Linked DNA regions of Homo sapiens: regions 1, 2 and 4 are each linked to region 3. Evidence: chromatin loops called from intact Hi-C (ENCODE). Cell type or tissue: endothelial cell of umbilical vein. All regions are shown on one strand. Region 1 overlaps GABBR2 (gamma-aminobutyric acid type B receptor subunit 2). Region 2 overlaps GABBR2 (gamma-aminobutyric acid type B receptor subunit 2). Region 3 overlaps GABBR2 (gamma-aminobutyric acid type B receptor subunit 2). Region 4 overlaps GABBR2 (gamma-aminobutyric acid type B receptor subunit 2).

The links. A loop is a pair of places that touch in the nucleus more often than their neighbours do. Peaks named below come from ENCODE experiments on the same cell type or tissue, not always from the same donor. Only the 100,000 strongest peaks of a DNase experiment are listed, where the experiment ranks them.
Region 1: it touches region 3 in a loop (7-fold over the local background); 6 of 110 quality-filtered maps call a loop at or near these places.
Region 2: a loop joins it to region 3, with 11 times the contacts of the local background. A loop is called at or near these places in 10 of 110 quality-filtered maps.
Region 4: a loop joins it to region 3, with 7 times the contacts of the local background. A loop is called at or near these places in 3 of 110 quality-filtered maps.

Annotation. Positions count from the first base shown.
Region 1 is chr9:98,363,925-98,366,424 of GRCh38, forward strand. All of the region lies in intron 12 of GABBR2 (gamma-aminobutyric acid type B receptor subunit 2), which reads right to left. Among named protein-coding and RNA genes, the nearest start is that of TBC1D2, 110 kb to the left of the region's middle. In endothelial cell of umbilical vein, a CTCF peak has its summit at 1,460 (motif pointing left); a DNase peak (open chromatin) is centred at 1,587; H3K27ac peaks cover 589 bases.
Region 2 is chr9:98,522,478-98,524,977 of GRCh38, forward strand. The region is part of intron 3 of GABBR2 (gamma-aminobutyric acid type B receptor subunit 2); the gene reads right to left. Among named protein-coding and RNA genes, the nearest start is that of GABBR2, 190 kb to the right of the region's middle. In endothelial cell of umbilical vein, a CTCF peak has its summit at 1,246; a DNase peak (open chromatin) is centred at 204; H3K27ac peaks cover 1,077 bases.
Region 3 is chr9:98,314,372-98,316,871 of GRCh38, forward strand. The region is part of intron 13 of GABBR2 (gamma-aminobutyric acid type B receptor subunit 2); the gene reads right to left. Among named protein-coding and RNA genes, the nearest start is that of TBC1D2, 60 kb to the left of the region's middle. In endothelial cell of umbilical vein, a CTCF peak has its summit at 1,343 (motif pointing right); a DNase peak (open chromatin) is centred at 1,390.
Region 4 is chr9:98,409,027-98,411,526 of GRCh38, forward strand. The region is part of intron 7 of GABBR2 (gamma-aminobutyric acid type B receptor subunit 2); the gene reads right to left. Among named protein-coding and RNA genes, the nearest start is that of TBC1D2, 150 kb to the left of the region's middle. In endothelial cell of umbilical vein, no CTCF peak of the experiment used is centred here; a DNase peak (open chromatin) is centred at 1,395.

The DNA.
Region 1 (2,500 bases), 50 kb after region 3:
GTAGTTCTGGAAGAGACTCATGGAAAAACAAACAAAACTCAGGCAGAAGCTTAAGAAATATCACCAGGTTTGGTTTTTAACGATTAAAGCCATTTTTAAAGGAGAAATAAAAACCCGAGGGGCCTTTATGTTACCGAATGTAAAAAGAACACGAGGAAAGTGTGGGCTCAGTGACTGCCAAGGAGATTAAATCCAGCAAAACCGCTGTACCTGGGGGCAGGGCACCGGCAAAGCCCGCTCTGAGATTTTCAAGGATATGGTGAACTGCTGGTGCTTTGCAGAAACCCAGCTTAACTCTCACCCTCTGGGGAACTAGGCAACTCCCTGCCAGTCTTGAGAAACTGGGGCAAAATGCCTAAGGAGCTTAGCAGTTAGGGGATGGGTTGGAAGGAGCCTCATATCTACGTGATGCTGAACATGGGGCTGTTTGAGCCCCCAGGCATTTGTCCAGCTATTCCTGACCCCTGGAAGGCCTGACCTGCACCTTTCTGCTGGCATACTCCTACCCTGATTTCAAGATTGAGCCCAAGCAGCTTCTCCTCCTCCATGAATCTAGGCATACCCTGCAAGGGGCATAGATGGCTTTAAAAGCTGAGCACCAGAATTTTCCTCTTGTAAATGTCATAAAGTAAATCCTTCCAATTTAATGGCTCAAGTATGAAGTCTGAGGAAGTGGATTTTTTTTTTTTTTTTATGGAATCTTGCTTTGTCACTTAGGCTGGAATGCAATGGTGCAATTTAGGCTCACTGCAGCCTCCACTTCCTTCCTGGGTTCAAGCAATTCTCCTGCCTCAGCCTCCTGAGTAGCTGGGATTACAGGCATGTGCCACTACACCCAGCTAATTTCTGTATTTTTAGGAGAGACGGGGTTTCACCATGTTGACCAGGCTGGTCTTGAACTCCTGACCTCAAGTGATCCACCTGCCTCGGCCTCCCAAAGTGCTGTGGTTACAGGTGTGAGCCACCACACCTGGCTGGGGCAGTGGATTTCTAAAGTATTTAAAATTAAGTGGACCTGAGTTAGAATTCTGGCTCTGTTCCTTGATACCTGTGTGACCATGAGCCAATCACTTCCTTGCTCTCATTCTGCATTTCTCATTTGTAAAATGGGCAGGGGCAGGGGGAGGGAGAGAGCAGGAGGGCTTCTGTGTTATTCTCCAAGTAGGTATAAAGGAAAGGACACAGGTTTTGGAAGTAGAAGACCTCATTCTAATCCCAATTCTTGTCAAGCGTGATCTTGAGCAAGCTGCTTAACTTTGCTAGGACTCAGTTTCCTTCTTTTTAAAGTGTGGTCAGTGATCCTTAAATTGTACAGTTAGTATAAGAATAAAATGAGATGAGGTATGGAAAGCATTTAGTACAGTGTCTGGCACAGAGAAGATGATCAACAAATGGCAGCTGGCTACCATTACCTGGGTTTTGACAATTAGTGATTCTGTGTTTATGTGTAAGACACAGTGACATCTAGGGGCCAAATGTGATACTGCACCTAAGCTCTACTAGACACAAGACTAATCATCATGTGTGGATGGGTGCGTGGTGGGAAGATGCTGAGAATCAGAGGAGAGGAAATGGTTATTTTCCTTTTGGCACCATTCACAAACCCTGGCATGTAGCCACTGTTTGTGACTGAATGGGTTTAGGCTAAGTAGTTATGAATCACTTTTTATTTATTAATTGTAGAAATATTTATTGAGTGCCTACCCTGAGTCAGGTTCTGTTCTAGGCACTGAGGATGCAACAGTGGACAAAACAAACATTCTGCCCTAAGAAACATGCATGTTTGTGGGGAAGACTAGTAGTGAAAATTATACAAGTACACCCGTGGGAATACAAAATACAATGTCAAGTAGAGGTGATTTAAAATAATCTTAAATAATGAAAACAGAAGGAAGGAAAGAAAAAAAAGAAGCACTGATCTGAGCACCAGAGACCCCTTGCATTAGGCAAGGCCATCTCCCTATTCTTAGATTCTTTGACTTCCTTCCTTCTCTTAAATGCTGCCTGAACTTCTCTCTGGGTTACGTCAGTACTCACTGATGCTATCACATGCAGTCCTCTCTCTGTGGGTAGGAGGTACTTAGTGGCAGATGAGAGCAAAGGCACCCAGTAATGATTAAGCACCTGGTTCTGGAATCAGATCTAAGTTTGAAATGAACTAACTAGTTGTGTGATCTTGGGTAATTCCCTTCCCACTCTGAACCAGTTTCCTCATCTAGAACATGGGGATAATATTTGCACATCCCACACTAGATTACCAGAGCCTGGCTTACAATAACTGTTCAACAGATCCAGCGATTTTTACTAAATGTGACTTCTGGGTTGTTTAGAGCAGGGATTAGCAAACTACTGACTTGGCCCACCATCTATTTTTGCAAATAAAGTTTAATGGGAACGTAGCCTTGCTCGTTTAAATGAGCGTACCCTCAATTACAAGGAGGGTAAGGTAGAGAAGAGAAATTTACACCTTTACCATACTCATTTAAATGAATGTCATGTG
Region 2 (2,500 bases), 210 kb after region 3:
GTACAGGCGACTAAAAAACTTTATCTCCAAAGGAACCAAATCAGACTGCATCAGACTTTATTACAACATTGATGTAATGTCTAGAGAGCTTATGATCATAGAAATTTATACTTAGATAACTTGTCATTCATAGGCAAAGCTACAGAGAGAAATTGTGATTTATGCAAGGGCATAGATATAAAACTCATATGACCTTCCTGAAAAACAAAAGATGTACTCATGCCACAGAGAGATAAATCAAAAGACATAACTCATGAAACTGACTCATGTCAGAAGAAATTAGTCATGTAAATATGGATTTGAATCTTAAAATCATAGTTATTGTAGTATAGTTTCAAAATAAAGTGAACATCTCAAATAGCAACTGAAAAAAGCATATCCACAATGTAAAGAGTAAAATCAAATTAAAACTCAGATTATAACAATACAGAATTAGAGGCAGTGAGGGATGGAGAGTAAACAAGTGTACTGATTTATGTAACTTACAATAGATATTGTTGCATTTCTAGGTTGGCACTTAGGGAAGTAGAAGACCGATATTTTAAACTTAAAGTACAATTGTAGCATAGTTTTATTATAATGAGGATGAGATATTATTTAGCTGAAACTATAGGATTTCATCAAAGCTGTAATCAAAGACATTTATATGCTTAACTACGCTTAATAGCAACCAAAACAAGAGTAAAAAATAAATATGCAAATTAAGAAATTAGAAGAAGAATGGTGAAAGAAACCTACATATAAAGGGAAGGTATTATTCAGGAGAAAAGCAGAAGAAAATAAATTAAGAAGTAGATAAATCAAAGCACAGCCAGTAAGAATCCAAGAGCTGGTCCTTTGGTTAAAAAACAAGATAATGGGATGCTCTACTGAAGACTTAACTTGTGTTTTTCTGCTATCTTCTTTAGCAAGAGAAATGTCTGAAAAGATGAGTAATCTTTAAAGGAGAAGCAAGTAGACCTCCCCCACGGCCTCAAGCAATCAAGTAGCTGCTTTAAGAAGGAGGATAAACGTGTAGCTCTATTACGTAGCAAAATGGAATAACAGGACCATTTGGGAGTAGAGCTCTAAGAGGAACCCTCTCTGACCTGTGGGGATGTGGATATCCGAAAAGAAAAAGCCAACAGAAGTTCTAGATCTACAGGAGGGGCTTGAGGATGCTAGGAAGTGCAACCGGGAACCTAGATTAGCAGCAGTAACCAGTGGGACCAGTGTCCACAGCACACTCAAGTGGCAGCAGGAAGCAAGGGCTGCAGAATGCTGGCTCTCCCAGCTTTCTATTAGAAAACCCACCAGAGTTGTTGGTCATTTTAGAGAGGGGTGGTACTTCAAGACAGAGACACTGACCCTAGTGTATCTGGCAGATGGAGTGCTTGATCCAGGTTTAATTTCATTTGAAAAAATAATAAAAAATGTAACCATTTCTTTCCCACAGAATTTAAGATGTTAATAACAATTACATCAATAAAAGAAGCAAACTATCTAATCAAGGGGAAAAGTGGGAAAAACAAGAAAGGGCCTATAACAAAAAAACAGAGGCTTTAAAAATTGTCCTGAAATATATGCTAATAAATTTGAAGATCCCAAAGAAATGGACTATTTTTGAGAAAATATGTTACTAAATCCATTTAAGGAGTATAAAGCCAAAATCAATAAGCATGGAAGAAGCTACAAAGATAACTTGTAAAAAGGGCAGACTGAAAAATGTAAAATCCTGGATGGTTTCATAGACACACCTTTTTATTTTCAAAGAGCAGTTAATTTGTATCTATAAACTGTATAGGGCACCTAAAAACATGGAAAGCTTTCCAACTCTTGTCGTAAAACTAGAATATTCCTGACAACTAAACCTGACAAAGACAGCACAATCACGGCAAAATATAAATTATCATACGTACTTACAGAAAAAAATAGATGAATTGGTTAAAAGAAAAACAAACAGCACAACAAACAGTGGAATGCCAATATGGTTTAATGTAAATATGAATGCCAGACCCATTTATCCAATAGCCTATTCAACCTCTCCATCTGGATATTCAACAGGCGTATCTAAACTGTTGACCCCCTTCATGGAAACTTGCTCCTCTGCACTCTCCCTCAAGTTGAGAAGTGATAACTCATTCTGTCCAGTTGCTCAGATCAAAAACTTTGGCGCCATCTTTGATGCCTCACTGTTTATCGCTCACACACTCATTCATTCCATCAGGAAATCTTGTCAGCTCTACTGTCAAAAATATCTAGAATCTGGTTGATTTTCACTATCTAGTTCAAGTCACCACCACCCTCTACTCGGTGGTGCCAAAAGCACCACTTTTAAAAACCTAAGTCAGATAAAATCCCTCTTATTAAAAAAAAAACTCTCCAGTAGTCCAGAAAGAAATCCATACTACAATGGTCAGTCGATTTCAACAAGGGTGCCAAGACCATTTAATGAAGAAATAATAATCTTTTCAACAAATGGTCCTGGAACAATTGAATAGCTTCATATGAAAGAATGAAG
Region 3 (2,500 bases):
ATGCAGTAGCACGGACCCATTCCAGTTATGCATGAATGGCAAACCCATTAACGGTGATCCTGTCTTTTCCTCTACAATGAACAGCAGTAATTTATGATGGAATCTTAGATTCTCGGTGTGGAGAAAATTAGTTGTGTCATACAGCATTGCTCAATGGGATGAAGTGCTCTTCACAGGAAACTGACAAGGCTTGCCTGGCTTACACACTGCAGTGGCAGGGAGCCCCTCCCTCCTGCTCCCGGTGAGGTAGTACACAGTGCTTTCACGGAGCCACAGCCTTCTCCTCCTGGACCTCCACTCACCGGGGCTCATCTCTCCCCTGGGGTTCCCCAGAATAATTCCAAGCTCTCTCTTTGAGTCTGCACACCTTCCACAGGAGGGAAGATCTACAGAGAGGGGACACACCACTGTGCCTTCCTCCACCCAGGCCACCTTGTCAGTCAACCTGCTGGAGTTTACCACTGCTCTACAGATTTACCACTCCTACAGGCTTTGAATGGAGCTCAGTACTCCAGGCAGTGCTGAGCAAGTCAAGTGCTGAGCAAGTCAGCTTGACCTCTTTCTCTGGGTCTCCTTGGCTTTCTATATAATCTTCCACCAGTGATTCATGTGTTCCTTCAGGTTGGACCAAGACCCATCAGGTAGTTTTCACAGAACTGCTGCTAGCCCAGTCTTTCCCCCTGTGCTGCTGACATTCCAGCCTGGCTACCTTTACCTTTCTCTTAGCTGCTCCCCTTCCCCCGCAACCCCACCTTCACCGCTCTGACCTCTCGGAATCTTGAAATCTGAATTCTTATCTTTGGCCTTTCAGTTCCGCACCCATCTCAGCAGCCTTAAGCACAGTCCTGGCAGGAGGGTAGCAAACAAACACGATGGGTCCACTGAGAGTTCATGGAAGTCAGTGGTCCTGGGGTGGCCGAGCTGCTCCCACACCCACCTTCCCCATATTCAGGTGCTGATCCAGAAATAAACTGCAAAAATGTTCTGGTCACTAATGTCATCCTCATGCAGCCCCATCTCCCTGTCACAGGTCAGAGGTTACGGTGGCAGGGGTTGGGATAGTTTTGGGAGTGATGATGTTCCTGTTCCTGTGAGGCTGGCAATGGGCATCTGGAAGAAAATCAAGTGACTCCTGCACTGAACCACAAAGCAGACTGTACAAGCTGTAGGTGTTGTCTAATCCATCCAGATTCTACCTGGGCCTGGAGTTCGCAGTGGTCTGTGCAGCCACACATGGGGAGAGATGCACCTGAGCATGCAACCTGCAGGGGCAGGTGGGCTACCCACCCCCCAACCCCCAGTGCTTCCTTGTCATTGTCGTGCACCAAAGCAGCACCACTAGAGGGCACCAAAGAGCCACATGAAGGGTCCAGCCTGGTGGTGGTGGATTACCCTCTGCTGGGGACACAGAACTACCAACTACTATAGATCGGTGGGGCCGGAAACGGTGAAGCTGTCAGCAGCATCTTGTGCTACTCTGGAAGGCACCCACTGGCCTTACATGAGGCCAGATTTCCAAGCACCATGGGGGACTCCCCCACTTCTGGAGCAGCTGTTGGGGAAGTATTCAGGCTATACTTGGGCACTGCACTCGGCCTGTTCCCAGTGTGGACTGTCCACGCAGGCCAGGGCCAGCGAGCACAGGGCACTGACCCCTGCAGACATCAGGGTCAGGGCCTAAGCCCGGGCTTCGGCCTCTTCTCTTCTGTACAGGACAGCATTTGCATTGCCCTTAGAATGTTTTTCTTGCTCTGGATAGCTGGCCTGCAAAATTTTCAACTGGCTTTTTTTTTTTTCGAGACAGAGTTTCACTCTTGTTGCCCAGGCTGGAGTGCAATGGCGCAATCTCAGCTCACTGCAACCTCTGCCTCCTGGGTTCAAGCGATTCTCCTGCCTCAGGCTCCCGAATAGCTGGGATTACAGGCATGCGCCACCACGCCCAGCTAATTTTTGTATTTTTATTAGAGACGGGGTTTCTCCATGTTGGTCAGACTGGTCTCGAACTCCCAACCTCAGATGGTCTGCCTGCCTCAGCCTCCCAAAGTGCTGGGATTACAGACGTGAGCCGCTGCACCCGGCCACTTTTGTTATTTTTCTTCCTTACTTGTTGCTCTCTTTGGCAATTGCCTAAGAAATCATTCATTCATTCATTCATACAGTGAATAACTGTTAAGCACTACCATTTGCCAGATACTGTTCTGGGCATGCAGCAATAACCTGGATAGACAAGAGCCCTGTCCTCATGGCTCTCCCATTCCAGTAAGACCAGGACAGTTCCCATGAGAGGCAGCCTCAGAGAGAGAGGGCTGACTTCACCAGATAACATCAGCCATAAGGACACCAAGAGCTGCCTTATCATGAGTGACAATGATGTGCTCACTGCTGGGTTGGGAACTCTACACCCGTCATCTTGTTGAAGTCACAAAAATCCAACAAGGTGTTATACTTATTTCACAGATGAGGAAACAGAGTCACAGAGAGGTGAAGTAACTTGCCCAAG
Region 4 (2,500 bases), 95 kb after region 3:
AAGAAGGAAATATTCTAGCCAGAGGCAAAAGCCAGGGCCAAGTCCCTCAGGTGGGGAAGAGCTTGGAATGTTCAAGGAACAGAAAAGGCCAGCATGGCCGGAACACAGTGAGGGAGGCAGGGTTGTGGCTGGGCGGTGGCAGATGCATAGGTGGACAGGGGCCAGGTCACATTGCCCCCAGAGACCATGACAAAGGGTCTGGACATGACTCTAATGAACAGCGATGAGGGTGGGGAGGTGAAGCGGAGCAGCCTGTGATGTGATTTCAGGTTGGAGAAGATTGCACTGTCTGTGGGGTACAGAATGGATGGTAGTGTGGCAAACGTGGAAGCAGAGACTCTGGAAGCTCTGGCTCAGTAATCCAGGTGTGAGAAGATGGTGGTTTCAGTGAGGCTGGTGGCCAGACTCTGTCCCTCCACAGCTCAGACTGCATGGCAAATGTAGCTAAGCACCGAGCCCAGGGCAGTGCCTGTCTTCCGTTTGACTCCTCTTATCCTGTGTGGTGGATGCCAGGGGTGCGCCCAGACACCCCACCCAGGATGGAGGCCCTCCTCCCCAGCGGCTAGCATCTGGCTCCTGTTGAGATGCCTTGCACCCAATCAGAGCTATGTTAGTTCAGGTTATGCCCCCTCCCTGGGGGCAACCTGCAGCTAGCAGTCAGTGTGAAGGGTCATGGATCTAGCCCTGCTGCCTCAATTCAGGACACCCGTGAAGGACCATGGAATCCCGAGGTCCCCTGGGATTGGCTGAGCTCATGATTGCCACTGCATCACATTTTGACTTCTCCCGCTGCCCAGCGCTACTTGGCTTCCTCCCTTCCAGCTTCTGTTCCTGAAAACATATCCTGATAAACTTCCTGTATGCAAATCTTTGTCTCAGAGCCTGTTTTCTGGGTAACCCTGTCTCAGACACCCTGTCATCAAAGGTCGCTGGGGCTGGCTCTTTCTTGCCACCTGAAGGAGCTGAGCAACAGGGCATGGTGGGAACAGATGGGGCAATGCTGCCACTAGATGCTTTCAGAGCCACCGTGGCCTGCAGTTCAGCCAGGGGAGCCAGGCCAGCTTCAATTCCTAACACCCCAGCTTGAGCTGGAATTTTTTTTTTTGGTTTCCCTCCCACAAAGGTTGCACTTCTCCCAGCACATGTAGTCTTTATGTAGAGATAAATATCATGACTCTCCTTAAGCTTTCGTCTTGTGCAATTCCAGGGCTGTAACAGAATCATCACATTCATTTGAGACCAATCCAGGTGATGAGTTAAATTCTAAGGCAAGGGAGTTTGGTAACTCTGGCCGGGGTGGGGGCTGATAACTGTCTGGTGGCTCACAGTTCACACTCACTCTTCTACACTCTCCTCCTTGTGGCAGGGACTGGAAGCCCTGAAACTACATTTCCCAGAATCGCCTGCCAGCTGGTTTCCATTTAGGGAAGCGGTCATGGGAGATTAGAAAGAACGCATAAGCATGCATGAGGGAAAAGCTTTTTTTTTTTTTTTTTTTCTTCCTCTGCTCTGGTTGCAGCAAGGGGAGCTACGAGTAACTGCAGGTGTCTGTGGGGCCCAGCAGCTTCTGATTCCTGAACCGTTGGAGTGTGGGGGCCCCTGGCTGCATGCTCAGTGGCCAGAGATAGGGCCCCAAAAGTAGCAGAAACAGCAGCAGCAGGAGCCTCGGAGGCCTGTCTACCTGGGCTTTCCCTCCATTATTTCATTTGTATTCCAAATCTGCTCTGTGGTCATTTTTATAAATTCCCTGGAAGTAAGATCTGGTATCAATCAACATCCAGTCAAGAAAACAAAAACCACTTCAGGCATTTCAGGGGCAATGGCAACATCACTTTCCCTTTCATTCTTCCTGCCCAAGGGGCATGGCAATTTTCTGAAGAACTGTATCTGCCACAACAGTCTCTACCTGTTTTCCTCCACCATCCCTTCCAACAAAGTTGGAACCAGTTCCTGTATGAAATCTCCCTCTGAAATGACTGAAGTGGTTTGTGTTTTCTCCACTGGATGGTGATTGATAATGGATTCTAACTTCCAAGGAGTTTATAAGAATGACCACAGAGCAGATTTGGAATACAAATAAAATCACAGAAGGGAAAGTTCCAAGTGGATAACTTATAAGGATTTTTTTTCCCCCTGAAAGAGATGTTGCTAACGTCAAAGAAAGCAGTCTGTTTCATAAAAATCAATCCAAACTAATAGTTCAGGTTTAATTGGGAGCCATAAAGCTGCATTTTCTCCTTCAGCGAAATCTTCAGAATGTATAGGGTAACTTACGGATAAAACCCTAAGTTTTGGCGTTTGCCAACAAGAGTAAATATTGCCATCCATGTGAGCTTGGATGCTCATTGAGCGTTTCTGAGCATCAGTTCTTCTACTTGAAAAATAGTAAGAACAATACAAATTTCTCAGGGTTGTTTCTGAGAATTAAAGAAGATAATTATGAAATGAGAATAGCCAGGGATGGGGCACAGCAAGGGGTAACTTATTGTAAAGGGTAACT